2 separate regions of the Homo sapiens genome follow, and region 1 is linked to region 2. Evidence: read pairs that join two places in POLR2A ChIA-PET (ENCODE). Cell type or tissue: B cell. All regions are shown on one strand. Each heading gives the region's core, and the rest is flanking DNA. Links, peaks and the distances in the headings are about the cores only. Region 1 overlaps ACSF3 (acyl-CoA synthetase family member 3). Region 2 holds the start of LOC124903756 (a long non-coding RNA gene).

What was found. Peaks named below come from ENCODE experiments on the same cell type or tissue, not always from the same donor. Only the 100,000 strongest peaks of a DNase experiment are listed, where the experiment ranks them.
Region 1: POLR2A ChIA-PET joins it to region 2 with 8 read pairs; 6 of 35 experiments call an interaction of 5 or more read pairs at or near these places.

What each region holds. Positions count from the first base shown.
Region 1 is chr16:89,104,677-89,116,676 of GRCh38, reverse strand. It overlaps ACSF3 (acyl-CoA synthetase family member 3), which reads right to left. Exons shown (of 11, transcript NM_001243279.3): 5 at 4,431-4,585; 6 at 2,190-2,338. Among named protein-coding and RNA genes, the nearest start is that of ACSF3, 17 kb to the right of the region's middle. RefSeq lists a silencer at 1,822-2,116 and enhancers at 2,212-2,311, 1,511-2,710, 11,351-11,400. In B cell, for the core only: no CTCF peak of the experiment used is centred there; no DNase peak of the experiment used is centred there.
Region 2 is chr16:88,978,603-88,990,602 of GRCh38, reverse strand. It overlaps LOC124903756 (a long non-coding RNA gene), which reads right to left and starts at 9,540. Exons shown (of 2, transcript XR_007065183.1): 1 at 9,374-9,540; 2 at 8,317-8,647. RefSeq lists enhancers at 6,879-6,938, 6,644-7,144 and a silencer at 8,229-8,431. In B cell, for the core only: no CTCF peak of the experiment used is centred there; DNase peaks (open chromatin) are centred at 6,622, 7,412 and 7,692; H3K4me3 peaks cover 1,259 bases; H3K27ac peaks cover 2,682 bases.

The DNA of each region.
Region 1 (12,000 bases), core at 4,556-9,555, 130 kb before region 2:
ACCCGCCCACTGCCCTGGGCACTGTTGCAGCAGGCACTGCACTCTGTGCGGCCACCCCACTGGCAGCTCTGCACGGCAGCTGAGGATCTCGCTGCCATGGCCCTGTCATTCTGCTCAGGATGCCCCAGCCAAACCGAGACTTTACACTCAGAATACACTTAACAGCCCCCATGGCTCCCCAGGCCCAGCAAAGGGGCGTGAGCCTACAGTCTCTCCTCCTCCCAGCCCAGCAGCCAGCCAGCCCTCACACTCACCTTGCAGGCCCCAGCACCGTATCGCTGCCTGGCACCAGCTGGTCCCTGCCTGGGCCTGAACCCCCATGTCCACGCTTACCCTAGAGTCCCAGGAACCAAGCAGGCATGGAATGAGCCAAAGGGCACACGGAAAGCAATGGGACAGAGCAGAGCCCAGGAGCCGACCCCTCAGGAGTCGACGGACTTTCAACAAAGATCCAAAGGGCTGTTCGATGGAGAAGGGAGTCTTTTCAACGAACAGTGCTAAAAAGTTAGACATTCACACACTAAAAAAGAACTGTGGTCCGTATCTCGCACTATGTACAAACATTAACTCAAAATGGATCATGGTCCCAAACGTAAGAGCTGAAACTATTCTCTGTGACTTTGGGCTACGCAAGGATTTATTAGATATGACATCAGACAATTCACAAAACAAATTGATAAACCGGGCCAAAACCTAAAACTCCTGATTTTAAAGACGCTGTTAGGTGAATGGGAAGACAAACCACAAGCTGGGAGATGATATTTAAAATCGCACAGCTGACACTTGGGTCCCGAATTTTAAAAGCTCTCAAAACTCAAGAAAACAAAGGCCCCAGTTGAAAACGGAATGACACGAACAGGAAGAGGTGCTCAACGCCACCCATCATGAGAGAATCATGAACTCAACGAGACACCACCACCGCCCGCTGGAGCAGCAGGTGCTCGTGACCTCCCACCCATTGCAGGGGGAAGGGGATGGTGTAGCCGCTCTGGAGAACAGCTTGAAAGCTTCAGACAACACAGCAATCTCTCTCCTAGGTATCTGCCCAGGTGAAATAAAAAACCACGTTCGCACAGAAACCTGCACACAAATGTTGATAACATCTCACGTGTCATTGCTTAAAACAGGGTCACAAGCGGTGCCGCACCCACACCACGGATGCCACTCAGCAGGGAAAGGCGCGGGCTCTGACGCACACAGCACAGGCAGTTGACTGTGGGCGGAAGCCGGGCGGAAGCAGACAGGCTCAGAGGCCACGTCCTGCAGGATTTAGCCACGTGGCCTCCCAGAAAAAGCAAAACCACAAGAAGAGAAACAGGAACAAGGGGCCAGGCCTCGGGGGTGGAGGAGGTGCTGAGCACTAGGAAGGGAGTTTCTGAGGCGAGGAACCCTTCTCTATTTTGACTGTGATGATGTTTCTTAAGACACACAGAGCTGCACGCCAGAGGGGTGAATTTTTACTGGGTCTGCAGGTAAGCAGCTGCACAGACAGATGTGCGGGATGGTCTCACTTTAAGTCTGCACTGAGATCTCTCTTCTACTCTAGACAGACTGGAAGGGCTGCGCAGAAAGCAGCAGGGTGGCCCCCCAGCTGTGGGCTCTGTTCCCAGAAGTCCCAGCGGAGGACCCAGGGCTCAAATGGTTGGGTCAGATGAAAGTCAGAATGGGATGTGTTAGGGAAGGCTGGACAAGAGGGGCCCGGTATCAGGAGCCCACATCTAGAGAAGGAAGACAGGTGCTTGACTCATCCCACCCTGCCCACCACACCCACCTCTCCTGGCACTGCTGCTGGCGCTGTGTGGCACCCGGACTCCAGACAGACGGAGGCTGCCACCACTGCTGATGTGGTCTGGAGCCAACAGCATGGCCCCCCGCCTTCCTCTGAGACATGCACTGACGCCTGCATTCCAGGCATTGCTGTTCTTCCCATTGTCTCCCCAGTCATACAGCCAGGGGCCAGCACAGACACCTCCCCCATCCACCCGACTGAGACTTGGGAGAAGGCTGATCTACCCAGAGGGGACAGGTCGCAGTGCATCCTGAGTGCTCTCCTGGCCGAGTGGCCTGTCCCACGGGGGAGCATCCTCCATGCCGCCCTTCAGTCCGAATGTGGGTGGTTCGAGACTGGCCCACCTTGGGGGGCTCAGAGCACAGTGGAAGAGGAACGCAGCTGTGGGAAGTGCTCGTACCTGGCAGGCGCACGGCAGTGGTCAGGGGCCCGGACAGAGCCATGCCGATCTCGGTCATGCCATACCGCTCCAGCAGGGTGTGGCCCGTGATGTTCTTCCACTTCTCCAGCACTGGGAGGGGCAGGGCAGCTGAGCCTGAGACCATCAGCCTACGCGGCACAACCAAAGGCAGGTTTAGCCCCTTGGGACGTGGCTCTCGCGTGCAAAGGTGGCAGGTTTAGCCCCTCAGGAGGCGGCCCTTGCTTGCAAAAGTGGCAGCTCCTTCACGAGTGCAGGAGCCCCAGGCCGTGGGTACAGCACCACTGTGCGACACCCGGGACCAACGCTGCAGTCTGCGCTACGGCGTGACTTTGTTTTTTGAAAACGATCTGTTGGGTGTATTTTAGAAGGAAGCAGGTCCAACAGCTAATGAGGGTAAACAATGTGCTTAGGGTCCGCGGTGTCCCCTGCAAAGTTCCTGCGCTGTTCACAACCACGCTCAAGAACAGCAGTGACCGTGCAGCTGCCGACCACGGAGCTGATCACGGGTGAACAGCCACGGCGCTGCAGGCTGCGGCCAGGCACATCCGGGGACTACAGCCGGCTCAGCTTGCAGGCTCTGCAGCAGAACGCGGACATGGGTGAATGGCCGCGGCACCCAAGGGGTGGGGCCGGGCACACCCAAGGGGCTCAGAACCACCCGCAGAACTGCAGCCATCTTGGCCCACAGGGTCAGCTCAGGCTTGGCAGGAGAACACGGGCCCTGAGAACTCCGAGTCCCCGCGCTCTCACACAGCATTTCCCGCAGCCTCACGGGCAGTAGGGAAGGCGCTTTTGTTTGCGGTCTGAGCGGAGTGGTCCCTGCTGCTGCCCCTGCTTTACGAGGAGGCACCACTGACAGGACCCCCGCTGGGAGATCCAGATGGCCGAGGTCTCATTGCCTCTGTCACCCCAGAAATCACCTGATCCTCTCCTTCACTGACCTCGTTCTTGCCCTTGGTTCCTTAGATTTGGTAAAACGTTGTGCTCACCCTGCTCAGCTTGGGGCCTGCCCAGCCCCAGGGTATCCCAGCAGTAGCAGCAGCAAAACCATGGGCTCCGGTGGCCTCACAGAAAAGGGGCAAGGGAACGGCAAAGAGAGCGAAGCGGTTCAGACATGTGCCTTGGACAACCCGGAATTCTCTCCAGGAACAAAGGTGCCGCTTCCCTGTGCACTTCCTGGGGACTGGGAGGAGCGCGCGGCAGCCACAGACACACACATCCCACTGGAAACTGGATGGCAGTGGAGCCTTCAGTTCCTGCAGTGCACCCTCCACGCCACCCCTCCCTCTCACAAAAAGAAAAAATACCCCACCCACGACTCTGCTGGAGGTGCGGGCCTGTGATGCGTGTGAAGACTCACTGAGCCACACGTGTGCGTTTCCAGTTAGTGAACCACACCTCAACAGCCACGAGGGAAAAGAAACGTTCCCACGCCTGCAGGTTCATGGGAGAGTGCAGAGCAAACACGCCCCTGGGTGGCCCAAAAGACCAGCTTGTCCTGGGAGGGAGGGGTTTATCCAGGGAGCTGGGAGGGGAGGAGCGGGGCTGAGAGGAAAAGCAGCAGAACGTGCCCCAGGCAGGAGGCCTCACAGGGCTGCCCACGAAGGCAGAGAGACTGCATAGGAGAGGCAGGCGCCGTGGGACATGTGGGCAGATGAAGCAGGAGCAAGCGGGTCAGCTCACTGTCCTCACCCTTGTCCTTCAGACGCCATGACAGAGAGAGAGAGAGACGGACAGGAGAGAGAGCAGACAGACAGACGGAGACAAAGACAGATGGAGAGATAGAGACAGATGGAGAGACAGGAGAGATAGAGAAAGAGAAGACGGAGAGACAGATGAAGAGCGATGGAGAGAGACAGAGAGAAGACAGAGATGGAGAGTCTGACAAGAGAGACAGAGAAGACAGATAGATGGAGAGATGGAGAGAGAGAGACAAAGAGAGACAGAGAGAGATAGAGAGACAGAGTGTGACAGAGAGAGCGATACAGAATCCAGGCAGCTATCGACGTGGAAGAGATTACAGATATACATACAGACGGGTAGAGAGAGAGAGAGACAGTTAGAGAGGTAGAGACGGAGACGGGTAGAGAGAGAGGGAACATTGAAAGGAAATGGAAAGCACTGCTTCCCAGAACTTAGTAGGAGTGATTTATTAGAAATAAGTCGTATCTGTTGATCTTTAAGACTTTCTGAACGAGAAAGTGGGCTCTTTTCACTTACCTAATTTTTTCTTCACAAACTGCACGCAAGAAATCCTGGGCGTGCGGCTGGGTAAAATGCCTGTCGTAGTACTCCATCAGCTTGGTGTATATTGTAGGCACTGCCATAAAGACATTGATCCGCGGCGTTTCAGAACTTAAGAACTTTTCCCAAACCTACGAAGGAAAGGAAGCACTCGGTAGGAAGATGAGCAGGCACTGGGGCCCGTGGCGGAGGCTCCTGGCTCCAGGCACAGCGTTCTCATGGTTCACATTCAAGAGTCTGCAGCGCCTCCCTTCTAAAAGGGGTGCCTCAAACTCTGACCCCTTCCCACAGAAGCCATGTTGCGCGGGACAGCTGCGTCTGGCCTGTGAGGGGAAGAGCAATCGTGAACAGAGCTAGAAAAGGGCTTCGGGATCTGTGGCCTGGAGAGACGTGAGTGGTCAGGCTCTTCCAGCTACACAGAGAGGGCGGATGTACACCTTGGGGAAGCTGGCAGGAGGGCCTGGCTGCCCGCAGACCTGAAGTCAGCATGCTTCCCAGTATGGACAGGCATGCAGTGACTAGCGAACGGGTGAAGTCTTTTATTTAAAAGAGTCATGTGAATTTTATATTTTACTCCATAATAAACATTTCTTGCTTACATATAAATACGTTTTAAGTTCCTCACTCGTTAGCGGGTTCTCGCGTCGCCCATAAAGCTTCAGGAAGAGCTGGTGAGCCGCATTCCTTCCATGGCCCTCTCTACCCGCGGTGTTCCACACGGAGCACCGAAGGGTGTGGCGGAGGGAGGAGGGCACTCTTCGTGCTGTGGGGTCAGCACCTAAGGGAGGCCCAGGACACACAGGACAGATCTCGCCCACACGGCGTTGAAACTGGGGTCGACGGATGCCGATGCCACAGTCCAGCCCCAGCCCATCTCATCTCCTCACTGGACTGCAGTGACGAGTGCCTCACCGCAGCTGCCTGGCAGAGAAAGGCAGGAATCTCCGGGGAAGAAATAATATCATTCTTTCAAAGACAAAGACTGGAACCCTTCAAAGTCACAAAGCATGTAAGGACACAAAGATGTGATCCCCAACTGAAGGGAAGAAGTCTCAGGAAATCCAAACGTCCGAATCACCAGACAAGGCCCTTCAAATCACTGCAATAAGCAGATTAAGGAATTTCAAAGAAAAGATGAACAACGTGGGGAAGATGGAGAATTGCAAAGAGAAGTGGAACTGCAAAAAATCATAAAACTGAAAAACACAAGATCCAAAATGAATTCATTCAATAGACCTAATAACAAACAAGACGCAGCAGAAAAGAGGAAAAAAGTCAGACACAGTCAACGGGGGTGATCTAGGCTGACCCACAGACGGGAAAGCAAAGACACAGGCGACCAGAGTGCGGGAGACAGCAGCACCGCGGAGCAGCACCCACAACACTGCCATCGAGGGAGGGAGGGGAACAGATAAGCGGGTGGAGAGAGGCCAGGCTCGCAGACGGGAACACTCCATGTTGTGAAGATGGCAGTTCTTCCCACACTGAGCTCCAGCTTCAAAGCAATCTTCCCAAAATTCCGGCAAGCTTTATTTTGCAGAAATTGATACACTTATCCTACGTTTTACACGAAAAGGCAAAGGACCCAGAAGATCCAAAATAAATTTCAAAAGGCAGATTAAAGGTGAGAACACACAGTTCCCAACTCCAAAACTGACGTAAACCAGAAGTAACGAACACAGTGTGATGCTGTGTAAGATTAGACAAGAGACCCACAAAACACAATGGAGAGTCCAGAAATAAACGAATGCACAGATATCTGGTCAAGTGATTCTTGGCAAAGAAACCAAGTCCCCAATAGGGAAAAGGACAAAAGGATAATCTTTCTCACAAATGGCACTGACACACTGAATATCTCCATGCAGAAGGTGACTCCTAGACCCTACCTCACACCATATGCAAAATTAACCCAAAGTGGGTCAGAAACCTCCACGTATGAGCTAAAACTAGAAAACTTCTAAGAAAAAACAAAAGGGAATATCTTCATGACATGACCTGTGGTTTGGCAAAGACTTCTCAGATGAGATACCAAAAGCACAATCTATAAAGTTTAAAAATTGATAAAATGAATTTATTTTTAAAATTTTTTTTATAAAATGAATTTCATCAAAATTAATGTGTGCTCCAAAAGACACATTAAGAAAATAAAAAGACAAGCTGCAGTTGGAGGAAATATTTGTAAACCGTACATCTGAAAAGAGACTCGTATCCGGAATACACATAGAACTCTTACAACTCAGTAAGAAGACAAACAGCCCAATTTAAAAATGGCCAAAGATTTCATTAGACAGTTCACCAAAGATTACATACGGATGCAAACAAGAACGTAAAAAACAGCACTGGGTGCAGTGCTCATGCCCGTAATCCCGGCACTTTGGGAGGCTGAGGCGGGAGGATCCCTTGAGCTCAGGAGTGTGAGGCCAGCCTGGGCAACATAGGGAGGCTCTGTTTCTGCAAAAATAATTTAAAAGGAAAAAAGTAAAAATAAACACAAAAAATGCTCAACATCTGGCCGGGTGCGGCGGGCTCACGGCTATAATCACAGCATTTTGGGAGGCTGAGGCAGGCAGGTTACTTGAGGTCAGGAGTTCAAGACCAGCCTGGCCAACACGGTGAAACCTGGTCTCTATAAAAATACAAAAAATTAGCTGGACCTGGAGCTGTGCGCCTGTAATCCCAGCTGCTGAGATGGCTGAGGCAGGAGAAGCGCTTGAACCCAGGAGGCGGAGATTGCAGTGAGCCGAGACTGAGCCACTGCACTCCAGCCTGAGCGACAGAGTGAGACTCCATCTCAAAAAAAAAAAAAAAAAAAAAAAAAAGCTTAACATCAGTAGTCATTAGGGAAACGCAAACTGAAGCCAGTGACAAGTGTTGGCAGGACGTAAAGAAATGAAAACTCTCATACGCTGCTGATGAGAACGTACAGCAACACAGCCATTTTGGAAAACAGTTTGCCAGTTTCTTTTCTTTTCTTTTTTTTTTTTTTTTTTTTTGAGACAGTCTTGCTCTGTTGCCCAGGCTGGAGTGCAGTGGTGTGATCTTGGCTCACTGCAATCGCCGCCCCCTGGGTTCAAGCAATTCTCCTACCTCAGCCTCCCGAGTAGCTGGGATTACAGGTGTGAACCACGGTGCCTGGCTAATTTTGTATTTTTAGTATAGACAGGGTTTCACCCTGTTGGTCAGGCTGGTCTCAAACTCCTGACCTCAAGTGATCCACCTGCCTCGGCCTCCCAAAGTGCTAGGATTTCAGGTGTGAGCCACCGTGCCCGGCCAGTTTGACAGTTTCTTAAAACATTAAACAGAAAGTCACCATACAACCCATCAATTCTATCCCTCTGTGTCTATGTAAGATGAATGAATGTCTACAGAGATTTATATGTAAATGTTCATAGCAGCATTATTCATAATAGCTCCAAACTGAAACAGTCCAAATGCCCATCAGATGGTGAATGGATGAGGAAAATGTGGTATATCCATATGATGAAGTACTATTCAGGAACAAGTTATTAATACACACAGTAGAACATGGATGAAACTCAGAACCATCCTGCAAGTGAAAGAAGCTGGAATAAAAGACTGAGTGTGACACGCCCCATTTGCACACGCTGCCATCTCAAACAAGGAAATCCTAGAGGCAGAAAGCAGATTCGTGGTTGCCAGGGGCTGGGAATGGGGGGAAATGGACACTGGTTTGAGGTAATGGCTACTTAATTCAAAATTTACAATAATGAATTTTGCGGTGTGTGAACTGTATCTCGATAGAGCTGTTTTTGAAAAGGGAAGGTGCAATAAAAACATTTTCAGTGAAACAAAATTGAGGGATTTGTTGTCAGCAAAGCTGCACTACAAGAACTATTGAAAAGAAGTTCTCCAGGCTGAAGGGAAACAAGTTGGGGGAAGCACAGTGCTTCGCGGAGAACCTCTGTAGGGACAAATGAAGGCACCAGAAGAGGAGACATGTGGGGAATTTAACAAATTTAAGGACTCCTGATATGGTTTGATGGCATCCCCACCCAAATCTCAACTTGAACTGTATCTCCCAGAATTCCCACGTGTTGTGGGAGGTGCCCAGGGGGAGGTAATTGAATTATGGGGGCCGGTCTTTCCTGTGCTATTCTCATGATAGTGAATAAGTCTCATGAGATCTGATGGGTTTATCAAGGGTTTCCGCTTTTGCTTCTTCCTCATTTTCTCTTGCCACCGCCATGTAAGAAGTGCCTTTTGCCTCCCACCATGATTCTGAGGCCTCCCCAGCCATGTGGAACTGCGAGTCCAATTAAACCTCTTTTTCTTCCCTGTCTTGGGTATGTCTTTATCAGTAGTGTGCACACGGACTAATACAGTAAATTGGTACCAGCAGAATGGGGCTGGGGGCGTATGAAACATGCAGCCACATTTGGGGCTGGGGTGTGTGAAACATGCAGCCACGTTTGAGAACTCTTCCGCAGTTTCCACTGAAATGAAACATACATCTAGCCTGTGAGCCGGCACTGGGAGTTGCGGATCCAAGGGAACTGTCCACAGGGACATCTGTGTGAGAATGTTCATAGCAACCGTGACTTCTAATAGCCACAAACTGAAAACAATCTCAAGTCCTTCAAGAGCAGAATGGATAAGCGCACTGTGGCTTCTGCACACCAGGAAATACAACACAGCAACGTAAAAAGAACAAACTGCATTTGATGTAACACACAGATCAACAGCACAGTGAACCAGAAACACAAACGTGACACTGAGGCACGGAAAACGGAGCACGCGTGTAGCAGGATGGTGCCGAGGCGGGGAGAGCACGCGTGTAGCAGGATGGTGCCGAGGTGGGGAGAGCATGCGTGTAGCAGGATGGTGCTGAGGCGGGGACAGCATGCACGCAACGGGACAAGGCTGAGGGGCAGGGAGCAGGCGCGGAGGTGAAAGACACGAAGGACGGTCTTTCTTGGAATTCATCCAAATCTTCAGAGGGCAGCTGCTGCCCTAAAGAAGGGCACTGAGAGCCGAGGGTGACCTTCTTCCTCCAGCACATCCCAATGTGTTGCCACACTTCCAAGACGTGAAAGACCTGGAGGCCCCCTGAAGGGCGCCATAACATTTGACTAACTAGCAAGTGCTTCTGAGGTGGCAGGAGCAGGCCTGTTGCTCTAACCTGAGCTGCCACAGCACAGACCCTGCCAGATGGCAGCCCTCCTGAGTCCATGCTGCGATCCTGAGGAAGTCGGCCAGGGCAGTGCTGTTGGAGACGAGTGACTGATCTGAGCCTCTGGCTGTCTCGTCAGTGGTGACTTTGATCTCCAGAGGCTGTGGCTGCACATCCATCTTCCGGCATCCTCCTCCTCTCCCCCAACCCCATCCGTCACCTGCAGGCACTGACACCCACGGCCCTCTGTGCAGGATGACTTGAAGACACCGCGTCTGAGATCGTTCAGCACCACCGCAGGTGTCTGGTCACCCCACACTTGTATCCTACACATTCTTCCACACAATCTTAGACAAAATCCCAAAGTTCAATAACGCTGACAGCTGGATTTTACACATAGAAATTCCTAAAGTTGGAAAACCCTGAAACTTGGAGTTTATGGAAAAGAGTTGCAATCCTTTGTAGCCACAGCATCAAATTTGTTTAAATATTAAGTTTTCAGCTGGGCATAGTGGCTTACGTCTGTAATCCCAGCACTTTGGGAGGCTGAGGCAGGTGGATCATGAGGTCCGGAGTTCTAGACCAGCCTGGCCAACATAGTGAAACCCCGTCTCTACTAAAAATACAAAAAATTAGCTGGCTGTGGTGGCAGGTGCCTGTAATCCCAGCTACTCAGGAGGCTGAGGCAGGAGAATCGCTTGAACCCAGGAGGCGGAGGTTGCAGTGAGCCGAGATCGTGCCACTGCACTCCAGCCCGGCTAACAGTGCGAGACTCCATCTCAAAAAAAAAAAAAATTAAGTTTTCACAGCATAGTTTAAAGAAAAATCCCAAGTAAGTGTCAAAAACGGTGAAGGTCTGAGGCTTTCCCGTGTCCGTTGAAGGTCTGAGGCTTTCCCGTGTCCATTAATGAGCCAGTCTGCAGTGTCTGGAAGATGACAGCAGATCCCCAGGCAGAGACCCCAGGGTAGACACTCTCGGAGCAGAAATCCCTGGGCAGACGCCCTTGGGACACAGACCCCAAGGCAGGGACCCCCTGGCAGATGCCCCTGGGCAGAGACGCCGCAGCAGCAGCTCCCAAGCCGTGTGCCTGTGGGCACTGGAAAGGGCCAGGTGGTGTCATTCATGCAGTGCTGGAGAAGCAGCAAGACCAGAAAGCCCAGATCCTTGACAGCTGGCCTGCGCCAGCACCCACACCCACCTGCCTCTCGCCCTGAGGGTAACACACTCTTTACTTGGGAGGATGGAACCAACCTGCCCTCCGGGACGATGGAACCAACCTGCCCTCAGCTCCCTGGGAGATGTTCTGCCTCTGCCCCTGCCAGCTGCATCTCGCCCTGGCACGGTCCACGACAATGGCCGTTGCTGCCTCTGCCCAAGTGACCATGGTAGACCAGCCACCGTCAGCGCCCGGGCAGCCCCCAACAGAGGTTCAGGGCCAGGCTGCCAAGGAGCAGAGGCCAAGGTGGGGCAGGTTGAGGGGGCCCAGTCACAGGCACAGAAACTGACACCCTGGACAGAGCTGACCGCCAAAGGAAAGGAGGAGCTTAAGGCGGAGAGGAGGGAGCTGCCCCGTCAGAGGAGCCCCCAGAGACACAGCAAAGGCATGGAAGTTCCCTACACACCAGGCGCTGCACCACCCACACAGTGCACTCACGGGGAACTCACTGCAGCAAAACCACTTTGACTCAGCAGACGTTCACCAAGGACAGCTGTGTCCATGCAGGGCGCACCCCAGAGAGAGCCGCAAGGAGGGTCGGGTCACTGAGCCAGATCCCTACCAGGGGAGCCAGGAAGGCCTGGAGCAGAGCGCCAGGCAGATGTCTCCGGGATGGACCACGCAGATGAGGCAGCCGCAGTGTCTGCCATCTTAACAGACTGCTGTGTCGCAGCTGGGGTCAGGGCTGAGATGTCTGTGAAAAATAAGGACTGAAGCCAACAAGAATGTGGAATGTGTTAGGGAGACGGGGCCCTCAGGGAGGCTCTTCAGGGGGTGACCCTGGCGACGGGGCCCTCAGGGAGGCTCTTCAGGAGGTGACCCTGGCGACGGGGCCCTCAGGGAGGCTCTGTGGCTACAGGCGTCCTGAAGAGCAGTGGAGGGAGCTGACGGCTAATCACGCAAGTGTGCTGGCAGCCACCTCTCTTTGGCACGGTAGTAACTGCTAGATTTTAAAGAGGTCTTTCTCTAAAGCCCAATGTTATCATCTGTGAAGAAACAGGCTCACTTGCTCGTACAAAGCTGTTCTACATACTGGCTTCTCTTGTGAGACCTTGCCTCCAGTGGAGGCTAGAGAAGAGCCCCTTCTCTTTTCCAAGTTTGTGCCCACTGTGAGCCGGCCTCCAACCTTATTTTCCGGGGATGAGACTGAAGGTCAGAGAGGTGGAGGGCCAGAAAAGCTGCCTTCTCTCCACCTCCA
Region 2 (12,000 bases), core at 4,062-9,061:
CAGAAGCTGTGACTCTTGGAGCTGCAGCACCCATCTGGGAACCATGAGGCAACAGGTCGGACAACAGCAGGCCGGGCAGAGGCCACGACAAGCCGGATGACAGCAGGCCGGGCAGAGGCCACGACAGGCCGGATGACAGCGGGCCTGGCAGAGGCCACGACAAGGCATGAGAGGGAGCGGGCCAGGGTCCCTGATGACGTCACTGACTGACACACCCAGTCCAGAACCTCAGGACGGGCCCCACGCAGGCCTGTGTTTTTCCATTTGAAGCTGGAGAGGGCCCAGCAGCACCCCCGTGGAGCCCCCCACAGTGCCCCGTCTGCCGCTGCTGCACTGGGCCACCCCCCAGGGCCTCACAGCCCAAATCACCCACTACCATGACTGAGGACGGGTGACTGGAGCTGGGGGTGGTGGGTTGTGAGGGAGGGGCTTCCGTATGGAACCACCGGGAAGCCCCAGCTGTGGAGAGGGCACAGGAGGGCAGCTCGCTCAGGGCTGTGAGGGCTGAACCTGATGTAGCCTTCAGCTGATGGGACATGGGGAGCCAGTGCTTGTTCTAGAGGGGAGGCATCCCTTGCGTCCAGGACAGATCCCAGCTCTGCTCCCATCTCCCAGGGTGCCAGGGGTCTCTCAGGGTCTCTGGAAGGAGCCGCCGTGGGCTGGGAGAGAAGAGCCAGGAATTCCGAGTCTTCTGTGTGGCCAGAGGGTCCCCTGCCAAGATGACCCTGTGAGCCGCCGTCTGGTTTACCATGCAGGGCCGCAGGTGAGCACCTGGCTCTTCCCCAACCAGGGATAGGGCCAAGAGTGGGAAGAGGGAAGTTACCAGATGCTGCCAAGGCTGCAGATGCACACACCCATCGGGCTGGCGCCAGGCCCAAGCCCCTCAGATGCCCTCAAGGCCTCCTCAGGGCCAGGGCAGCTGGCACGGTCTCGCCCCACCTGACAGATGGCAGGGCGGGCAGCAGCCAGCGAGGGGCCGGCAGGACTCAAGTCCGACCCCCGCAGACACCCCTGGGGGCCCCACCAGGCAGCGCCCCCGCTCGAAGGCAGTACAGGCGGGAGAGGGGCCATATGGCCCCGGCTCCCAGCTCCCACGGAGGCCGCATCTCCCAGCTGCTCTGTGCTGAAAACATTTACATCCAAATACGTCCCAGCGCGCCGTGTTTTTGCCTCAAGCCAGCCTGGGAGTCTGTCGTCGCCACCTGGGAGGCCCCGGTGCCCAGATTAGGGAAGGCCTTGCCTTCCAGGGACCCCACGACTGAATCCGCAGTGGCTCCGAGATGCTGGCCGGGGCTGGGGGCAGGAGGAGCTTTGCACGTGCGGCTGGTCCTGCGGGGAGCGTGCCTCCCAGAGCTTGACCCACGCCTGGGCCATGCGGGCTGCCCCGAGTTGCCTCTCCCCTTGAGGCCCTCCCCGCCCTGCAGTCATGCCGCACGCCTCACCCCTCCCACCGCACGGCTTTGCTCCCCTGTCTCATGGTCTGCTTTGCTGTCTGTCCCTGGTGGTGAGGTCAGACCCCCAGCCTCGTACAGGGACCAGCAGCCAGCTCCCAGCGGGCCCGCAGGACACGTGTGTGCCATGCACGAGACACTGAGTGGGTGGGAAGGGGATTGCTGGGAGCCAGGAGCTCCCGTTGCCCTGCGTGGAGCCGAGTGGGTGGGAAGGAGACTGCTGGGAGCTCCCGTCGTGGAGTGGGACCATCACCCAGTGCTGACCCCTGGCTTCCCATCTGCAATATGGGACCGGAGGATAAGAGCGGGTTTGCGCCCCTGTGGCCCTGCACGCAAAGGCCCATAGCCCAGGGCTTGAAACCACAGAAACACGTTCTCGCATCTCTGGGGTCCACAGTCTGAATCAAGGTGTCGGCAGGGCCACCCCCTCTGAAGGCTCCAGGAGGAACCTTGTGATGGGGTCAATTCTGCCCCACAGATTCCCATGTGGAAGTCCGGATGGGACCTCAGAATGGGACTGTATTTGGAATCAGGGCCTTTAAATAGATAATTAAGTTAAACAGAGGCCATCAGAGTGGAGCCCTAACCCAGTCCAACAGGTGTCCTTATAAGAGGAGGAAGCTTGGACTTACAGCCGGGTGCGGTGGTTCAAGCCTGTGATCCCAGCACTGTGGGAGGCAGAGGCGGGTGGATCACCTGAGGTCAGGAGTTTGAGACCAGCCTGGCCAACATAGTGAAACCCCATCTCTACTTAAAATACAAAAATTAGCCAGGTGTGGTGGTGTGTGCCTGTAATTCCAGCTACTCGGGAGGCTGAGGCACAAGAATCACTTGAACCCGGGAGGCAGAGGTTGCAGTGAGCCGAGATCGCGTCATCACACTCCAGCCTGAGTGACAGAGCAAGACTCCATCAAAGAAAAAGAAAGAAAGAAAGAAAGAGAGAGAGAGAGGAAGGAAGGAAGAAAGAAAGAGAGAGAGAGAAAAAGAAGGAAGGAAGGAAAGAAAGAGAGAGAGGAAGGAAGGAAGGAAGGAAGAGAGAGAGAAAGAAAGAAGGAAGGAAGGAAAGAAAGAAAGAAAGAAAGAAAGAAAGAAAGAAAGAAAGAAAGAAAGAAAGAAAGAAAGAAAGAAAGGGAAGGAAGGAAAAGAAAAGAGAAAACAAAAGTTGGACTTACAGAGCCGCCAAGGGTGCGTGCACGTGGACAAGGCCACGCACGGAGGCAGCTGTCAGCAAAGACAAGGACACAGGCCTGGAAGAAGCCAAGCTCATCAACAACTTGGTCTCGACCTCCAGCCTCCAGAACTGTGCGAAAGCTGGTTTCTGCCACCAAAGCCCCTGTGCGTGGTGTATTGTTCTGGCCGCCCTGCCTCTTTCTTCATGTATTAATTCAGGATTTGCTGAGTGTCCATTTGCCGTGTGCTGTTTGGACTCTGGGGCTACAGCAGGAAATGCAGCTGACAGCATCTTACACGATGCACCTCTTTGTATTTACCCAGACGAGTTGGAAACTTGTGTTCACACAAAAACCTGCACAACGGTGTTAAAGCAGCTTATTCACAATTGCCGATGCTGAGACATGGAAGCTACCAAGATGCCCTTCAGTGAGTGAAAGGAAATGAGCTCCCAGGCCCTGAAAAGACACGAAGGGGCCGGGCGCTGCGGCTCACGCCTATAATCCCTGCACTTTGGGAAGCTGAGGTGGGTGGATCACTTGAGGTCAGGAGTTCAAGACCAGCCTGGCCAACATGGAGAAACCCCCGTCTCTACTAAAAATACAAAAATTAGTTGGGCGTGGTGGCGTGCTCCTGTAATCCCAGCTACTAGGGAAGCTGAGGCAGGAGAATTGCTTGAACCCAGGAGGCAGAGGTTGCACTGAACCGAGATCACACCATTGCACCCCAGGCTGGGTGATAGCGCGAGACACCGTCTCAAAAAGAAAAGAAAAGAAAGGAAAAAGACACGGAGGGACCATAAATGCATGCTGCTGAGTGAAAGCAGCCCGTCTGCAAAGACCACACACTGTAGGGTTCTGACTCTGACATCCAGGAAAGGGCAAAACTGTGCAGACAGCACAAAGATCAGTGACGCCAGGGGCTGGGGAGAGGGAGGGACGGAGGGATGTGCAGCAGGAACACGGGGGACCTGGGGCAGTGAAACTACTCTGTATGATACCACAACGGTGGGTCCACATCAGGATACGTTCGTCCAACCATAGACTGCACAGCACCCGGTGGACCCTGAGGTCGTGCGGCCTGTGGGTGATGATGCTGTGTCCAGGGGGGTCTCAGCTGTAACAAACGGCCACTCTCGTGGGGATGCTGAGCCCAGGGGTGCAGGGGAACCCTCTGTACTTCATGCTCAATTTTGCTGTGAACCTAAAGCTGCTTTAAAAAATAAAATATGTTTAAACAAAAAAAAAAAAAAGAAAAAGAAAAAGAAAAAGCTCATCTCCCTGGAGCTGACCTAGCGGGAGAGACAGGCAGTAAACAACGTTCAGCACATCAGAGAGTGCCACCTGCTATTCAAGACAAGCAAAGCAGGGAGGGGGCTGCAAAGCAGGATGGGGGCTGTGGGGCTGTAGGGGGGCAGGCGGATCTTCACAAGGGGGTCCCAGAGGCGAGGGTCTGAGAGGCCCGGGGTGAGCCGTGGGCAGAGTTGGGAGTGGAGCGGGCTGTGGCTGGGACAGGGGGACAAGGAGCAGACAAGGGCCGAGACCCTCACTCAGAGCAGACCCCACATCATACCCCCCCTGCAGCACATGCCTGAGAGACCCCCCGGCTTGTGGGTTTGCTGAGTCACCCACAGCCTTCCTGGGGTTTCTGGGTGTCCCAGGACCCTCAGATGCCCTGCTACAGACCCCAAGGCCCCTTCCCCAGGGTCCAGCATCCAAACCCCCTGGGGGCTAGCGAGAAGGAACTTCCAGGAGGAGCCGAGTGAGCAGAGGGAAGAAAGGAAGCACGACTGGAGGGCTGAAGCAGGTCCCTGGACATGGTGGGGCAGCCGGAAGGCGGTTGGAGGCCGGACCCCTGCCTGCAGGGCCAGCTTGCCTGGGTGCTGAATGATAAACCTCATGCTGTGACAGCAGGAGGCGGCTCAGGGGCCCAGCATGGAGCCCCCTCCCCTGAGCTGCCTGATGGGGGGACTCAGCTTGGTGGTCTTCCCTGCCCCCACCTCTGAGCTGCCCGATGTGGGGTTTCAGCCTGACGGTCTTCCCTGCCCCCATTTCTCCTCCATGACCTTCAGCTTTCTCCCAAGAAGCCCTACCCTCTCGGGCCGGCCAGGTTGGACCCCCTTAGACGGATAAGGCCAGGTTGGACCCCCTTAGCCGGGTCAGGCCTGCAGGCGACAGCCAGGAAGGGGCTGGACCCTGGACCCACCCCCACGCCAAGCACCACAGACATGTGCTCCGAGCTCAGGTGGCTGGAACTGCCAGGGAGGTCCCAGAGCCTCAGGGAAGTCCCTCCACCCACCCATGGGGAGAGACAACCGTTGCAATGACAGAGTCACAGTGCTGGCTCACCCTGTCCCCAAGCAGACCCCGGGGCAACCTCGTCCCTCCAGATCCCCTCGGGGACAATCGGAGCAGACCCAGGACAGCCCCAGGTGCCCCACGCACAGATCCTGGGTGGGTGAGGATTTCTGACAAGCTCCCAGGGTCAGGGACTGCGCTCTGAGAACCCTCGGACTCCCCTCCCAGACCCCTCTCACTTTCCTCGGTGTCTGGAGTCGGGACTGAACATGGGCGCAGGGTCAGGGACTGCGCTCTGAGAACCCCTGGACTCCCCTGCCCGACCCCTCTCACTTTCCGCGGTGTCTGGAGTCAGGACTGAACACGGGCAGAGTGGGAAGGGTGTTTTAGGCCAGGGCACCCAAAGGCGCCTTAAAAGAATCTGATGTTTAAAATGTTTCAAGTTCAGTGAAGCAGAGTGCTTGATCCACAAGCCTGTGTTATATCCTCTAAGCTTGTGTGTGTCTGAAAACAAGGTCAATAGAAACCTAACTATTAAAAAGCCATGAGGCCGGGTGCAGTGGCTCATGCCTGTCATCCCAGCACTTTGGGAGGCTGAGACAGGAGAATCGCTTCAGCCACGAGTTTGAGACCAGCCTGGGCAACATAGTGAGGCCCCATCTCTACAAAACATAAAAAATTAACCAGGCATGGTGGCGGGCGCCTCTGGTCCCAGCTATTCAAGAGGCTGATGCAGGAGATTCGCTTGAGCCCAGGGGGTGGAGGCTGCGGTGAGCCAAGATCGCACTGCTGCACTCCAGCCTGGGTGACAGAGCAAGACCCTGCCTCAGAAAAAATAAATAATGGAAGCAAAACACAAAGTTTTTTTCTTATTGGATACAGGCCAGTTTGTCTTCCAGTTCAGCTCTAAGATACAATAACAGTGCTGTGATCGTCCATCACACTCACAATCGCCCAGGACGCGAATGGTTAGGGTCCTGCAGCCTCTTCAGGGACGAAGTCCACGTTTGGAGCAGGTCAGGCTGCATGGTTCTTAACCCAAGACTCCCAGATCCTTCCGGATCCTTCCGGGTGCCTGGAATATCCTTGGGCCTCTTGGCCAGACCTAGCTGGGTCTTCCGTGGCCCCAGGCCCCACTGCAGCCCGAAGTAGCCACTGGTGGGAGGCAGGAGCTTGGCACTGCTTGGGGGAGGTGTCTATGACGCAGGAGGTGGCACCCTGGCTCTGGAGGGCGGGCGGCTGCCTCTCCCCACGCACCACGCGCCACGCGCCACACACACAGAACCACACACCAGCCTCTTGGTATTTTCCTCATGTTGGATGCCGCTCGATGGCCCAGGTTTACCCAGTTCCCAGGCTCCGGGCTGAGAACAGAATGTTCCAGAATGTTCTAGAACATTGGTGGGTAGGCCAGGGCCACGTTCTTCCCTCTTAAGCTGCTGTGAACACCCAGGCAGGACGGAGGGGAGGAGAGGAAGAGCACAGGGCAGGGGTTCCCTCGTTCATTCCTTCTGCTGCACACACACCACCCCCCGTCGGCAGAGCCGTGGACTCGCGGACTCACAGGAGATGAGATGAGGGCAGGTCACCGGTGTGGGGCCTGCGGACTAGACATGGCACCAGCACAGGGGCAGCCGCCTCAGCCTGAGTCAGAGGGAAACCGGGGCGGCACCGGCACGTCGCAGCCCTCACCCCGCCTGGGCTCCTTACAGGGAAAGTGGCCTCCGGACGGGGCTTCCCCCTTTGCAGCTGGGGTGCAGCAGCCCAGGACCCTGGGACCCCCAGGGAGGCTGGGACTTTCCCCTCTGGGAGCCTCGGTTTCCTGTTCTGCAGAACGGGCAGCCTTGCCGGGTCTTGATGCCTCCTGGGCGCTGGGGAGGAGCAGAGACCACGGTGGGCAGAGGGCTCCGTGTCCTGGAAGCTGGGTGGGTGTAGCCACAGCAGGCTCTCTGCCTCAGGGAGAGGACTGGCTTAGACCCAGCCTGAGTCCCAAATCCCACCGCTGGTGACCTGGGAAATTGCTTAACCTCTCCAGTCCTGTCAGACACCGAATATATGCCACCAGGTCACCAGCGTCCCCCGCAAGTCCAGGGTGCTCAGGAAGCGGGGGCGACGCTGTTGCTGCCCTGATGCTCAAATTCCTGTCTCTGTTCAGACTCCACCCTGCTGGGCTCAGCCCCATGCGCTTCAGGAGGGGAGGAGGATGCCAGCCAAGGGAACAGCGGGTCCTGTGGGGCTGTGGCCTCTGACTGCCGTCAGCTCTCTGTCCCACACCCACTACCCGCCTGGGGTGGCTGATGAGCTGGGGAAGGCCCTCCTGTCCGGGCAAAGGCCACTGAGCCCCCTAGGCCTTGGGGGCTGCCCCAGGGTCCCAAGGCTGCGCTGGGCGGCCGGGCCTGGAGTCTCAGCCCATCCTGCTCTTCGGAAGCAGCTGGGGAGACCGGCCATTTCCTCTGTGTTCCCTGGGATGTGTGTGGGGCAGAGCCCCAGGGGAGTCCTGAGGGCGAGAGAGGTGGAATTCAGCCTAGAGAAGTTCCAGGTGTCGTGTGGGGGACCCAGAGGTGGGTGTGCCAAACTCCGCCAGCCAGTCATCACCCATGGAGCCCTGCGCCTTGTGCCGGGAACACAGCCCTTGGAGACAGGCAAGGTTCCCGCCCAGGGCTGCTTTCCTGTGGGTCCAAGGAAACCAGCCCACAGCAACTGCAACCCAAGGTGCTAATGCTGTGATGGAGGCGTGCAGGGGGCATGGAGCCCAGGAAGGTGTGAAGGGGGTGTGGAACCCAGGAAGGTGTGCAGGGGGTGTGGAGCCCAGGACAGGACAGGGCACTTCCTATGGGCTCTGAGGGCTGGGTAGGAGCCCGCCACGTGAGGCAAGTTTCGATGGGAGGGCTGGGGAAGGCCCAGAGATGAGGAAACACCCTCAGGAGAAGCGGCTCTGATGTAGGGTTGGGGCAGAGTGTGGAGGGGCCCCCAGCCACCTTCAGGGTCTGGCCTTGATCTTGAGGGAGGTGGGCAGCCACTGAAGGTTTAAGAGGAGGGGCGGGGCAGCCACATCACAATTGAAGCAGGTCTCTTGCCATGGGGGCGGGAGGGCTGTGGGGGAGGAGGCTGTGGGGGAGGAGGCTGTGGCTGACTCCAGGGGGCGGCGGTGGGGCTGGGAGAGCCCTTTCTCCCTTCCAAAGCACTCTTCCGGAGAGGGGCCGCATCTGCAGGGATGCCGACCTGAGCTCAATTTAGGAAGAGCTTTCTAGCAGCAACGCGCCTGCCCCGGAGGCGGCCATGGCCAGAAGGCGGTGTGGGGATTCCACTGTCCCCCTGGGCTGGCCCCTTCACGGCTCAGGGATCTCGCAGGGGTCACAGCTGCCCGTCCGTGCTTGCCCACCTTCACGGGCACCATAGGAGAGTCCAAACGTGGACGGTTTTATTAAATCCTCACCACACCCCCATTCAGCTGACTCTGTTACCTTCTTACTTTACAGTTGGGGAAACGGGTCAAGACATTTGCCCAAGCGTACCCAGCACAGACAGGAAATGCTGAGTGTGAACCAGGGGCCTGTGACTTCGAGACCCTCAGTGGGGTTCCGGCTGTCCCACCGGAGACTCCTGGAAGCTGAGGTGGTGAGCGGGACCGGGGGACACCTTCGAGGGAAGCTGGAACCGCGGTTCTTTCCTTGGAATTCAGGGGATCCGTGGACTTGGATGAGTTTCATCTGGCATTGTGTCGTGTCTCTAACCAAAATTTAGCCTTTCCTGTAACCAAGAACGTGGGCACCTCCCCAGGGTGTCAGCCGCGCCTGTGCCGTTGACACCGATAGAGCTGCCCCAGGGCCACTTTGGTGGGCCCCAAGCAGCCACGCCTTGGGAGGGTCCAGGGCTCCACAAAAGACCCCCCTCGCCTTCCACTCACCACCACGTCTCCTAATGCGGTTCCCACGCCTCACCACTTTAAATCATGGCTTAATGAAAAGCACAGTGCTCACTACACCAGAATGTTCTAACGGGGTGGTAGCTGTATTTTGGTAAAATGGGTTTCCTTCATAATTCTGTGAACTTATTTGCTTACTAGATGCCCAAGGAGTCCACACACCGGGAAGGTGAAGACCCCGATTCCAGTTCCGTGCTCTCATTGGGGTGTCTCCGGCCTGCGCCTCGGCTCGGACTCCCCAGGTAGACCTGCTCTTTCTGGGGGTGGCAGGAGCGCCCAGTAACTGCAGTCTCAGAGCCCTGGAATCCTGCACCACTTTGTACCAGGTTTCCCCAAATCACCCCAGCCCTCCGGCCATGGCACCTTCTCCGTGGTTCTGGGTTTGCTCAGCCGTGCCCTGAGCTGGGGAGTGGCTGAGCATCCAGCTATGAGCCGCTTCACCTGCACTGCCTTGAACACCCGGGGCAGGTTTTTTCCTGCCTCCACCCCCGGCCCCCACTCCCTCTGTGGCTCACCCCAACTGTCCACACCTTATTCAGGACCAGAAAGCCGGGGCAAGGCTCCTCCGTACATGACACTGTTCAGCATCCTCTGGAGCGGCTTCGCGACTTACATTCCTCTCTCCAGGCTTTGTGACTGGGGATGGCACCCTTGTGGGCCTCCTCCCTCCTCTGTAAAGTGGGCTGGCATGAGACTTACATAAAACCATATTACCACTTATTCATTGATCCACCTATCCACCCACCCACCCATCCACCCATCCACCCACCCACCCACCCATCCACCCATCCACCCACCCCTCTACCCATCCATCCACACATTGACCCACCCACCCATCTATCCACCTACCCACCCATTCACCCATGCACCCATCTATTCACCCATCCATCCATCCATCCATTCACCCATCCACCCATCTATCCACCCATCCATCCACCCATCCATCCACCCATCCACCCATTCACCCATCCACCCACCCATCCACCCATCCATCCACCTATCCACCCATCCACCCATGTATCCATCCATCCACTCATTCACCTGTCTATCCACCCATCCATCCCTACCCACCCATTCACTGATCCACTCATCCATCCACCCATCCACGCACCCATTCATCCACCCATCCATCCACACATTCACCCACCCACCGATCCATTCACCTACTCACCCATTCACCCATCTCTCCATCCACCACCCATTCACCCATTTATCCATCCATCCATCCATCCATCCATCCACCCATTCACTCATCTATCCACTCATCCACCCATTCACCCGTCTATCCACCCATCCACACATTCACCCATCTATCCACCCACCCACCCACACACCCATCCACCATTCATTCACCCACACACCCATCCATCCACCTACCCACCCATTCACCCATCTCTCCATCCACCCATCCATCCACACATTCACCCACCCACCTATCCATTCGCCTACTCACCCATTCACCCATCTCTCCATCCATCCACCCATCCACCCATCTATCCATCCACCTACCCATTCACCCATTTATCCATCCATCCTTCCACCTATTCACCCATCTATCCACCCATCCACCCATTCACCCATCTACCCACCCATCCACCCATCTATCCATCCACCACCCATTCACCCATTTATCCATCCATCCATCCATCCACCCATTCACTCATCTATCCACTCATCCACCCATTCACCCGTCTATCCACCCATCCACACATTCACCCATCTATCCACCCACCCACCCACACACCCATCCACCATTCATTCACCCACACACCCATCCATCTACCTACCCACCCATTCACCCATCTCTCCATCCACCCACCCATTTACCCATTTATCCATTCATCCATCCACCCATTCACCCATCTTTCCGCCCATTCACCCATCTATCCATCCACCCACCCATCCACACATCTATCCATCCACCCACCCATCCACCCACTCACTCACTCACCCATCTATCCACCCACTCACCCATCTATCCACCCATCCATCCACCCATTCACTCATCCACCCACCCACCCATCCACCCATCATCTACCCACCCATCCACTCACCCACCCACCCATTCATTCATCAATCTATTCATTCATCTATTCATCCAGCAGTGAAGGGTGTGTGTGTTGGGGGTGGGGGGGTTCCTACATGCTAGAAGAGAAGGCAAACATAAGACACCCTGCCTGAAGGAAGGCCTCCTCACCCACCCCCACATGGCGTCATCTCCCCCACTGCCCCCTCACCCTCCTCCAGTTCTCTGGCCATCCTACAGATTCACCAAAGCCTGCCTTAGGGCCCCTCTGCCCACCCAGGGACAGTTTCCCCAACTGCCCTATGGGCCCCACATGCTGGGCCATGTTGATGGAACGTGTCTCCTATAGTTCCCAGAGAGCAGGACCAGGGGCTGTCTTGGACACCGAAAGAACCCCAGTAGGCCCTAATAGGTCTTTTAGGAAGGAAGGAAAGGCCCCTCCTGCCCCGAGAGGCTGGGTGCTGGCTGCAGACAGCAGAGGTCCCTGGGAGAAGCCGAGGCCCCTCCTGCTGCCCCCACCTCTGCAGCCACTTCCTCCCCAGCCCCTTATCTCCTGGCCGCCCAGCTCTGAAAGCCACAGCCAACGTCTGCTTCCCCACAAGCACCAACTGCCCGGCCTGGGGGAGAGGAGGCCGGTAGTGGGGAGGTGGGGAGTGGTGCCCACACCCCCAGGTGGCCGCCAAAGTTGGGGGGCAGCTCCTGCCCCCAACTTGTGGGCAACTTTCTTCTCTTCTCTTTCCAACCCCACCTCCGTCAGACCCCCTGATTAGACACCAGGCAAGACGGGGCCAGGCGGGGAGCTCAGGGCCTCATTGCGAAAGTGGAAGTGTCCCATCTGTGGGGGGCGCAGGTGCAGGCCTCGAACATCTGCCTCAGGGCTGGGGGCAGGGCTGCCTGTCTCCTACCCCGGGTGGGGGGAGCCACCACCCTCACCCAGGGTGCTGTCCTGCTGCCTCACGGAGTGGGGGCTGTGCCCCCTGAGACCCTCAGTTCCCCGACTCTGAGACTCTCACTGCACACAGCTGGGGAATAGGCACTGACACAGACCAACCCCAGCCACATGCTCACGGTGGCCCCGGCCCATGTGGCGGCTCAGAGCCTCTGCTGTCTCCACTCCCGGAAACGCTGTAG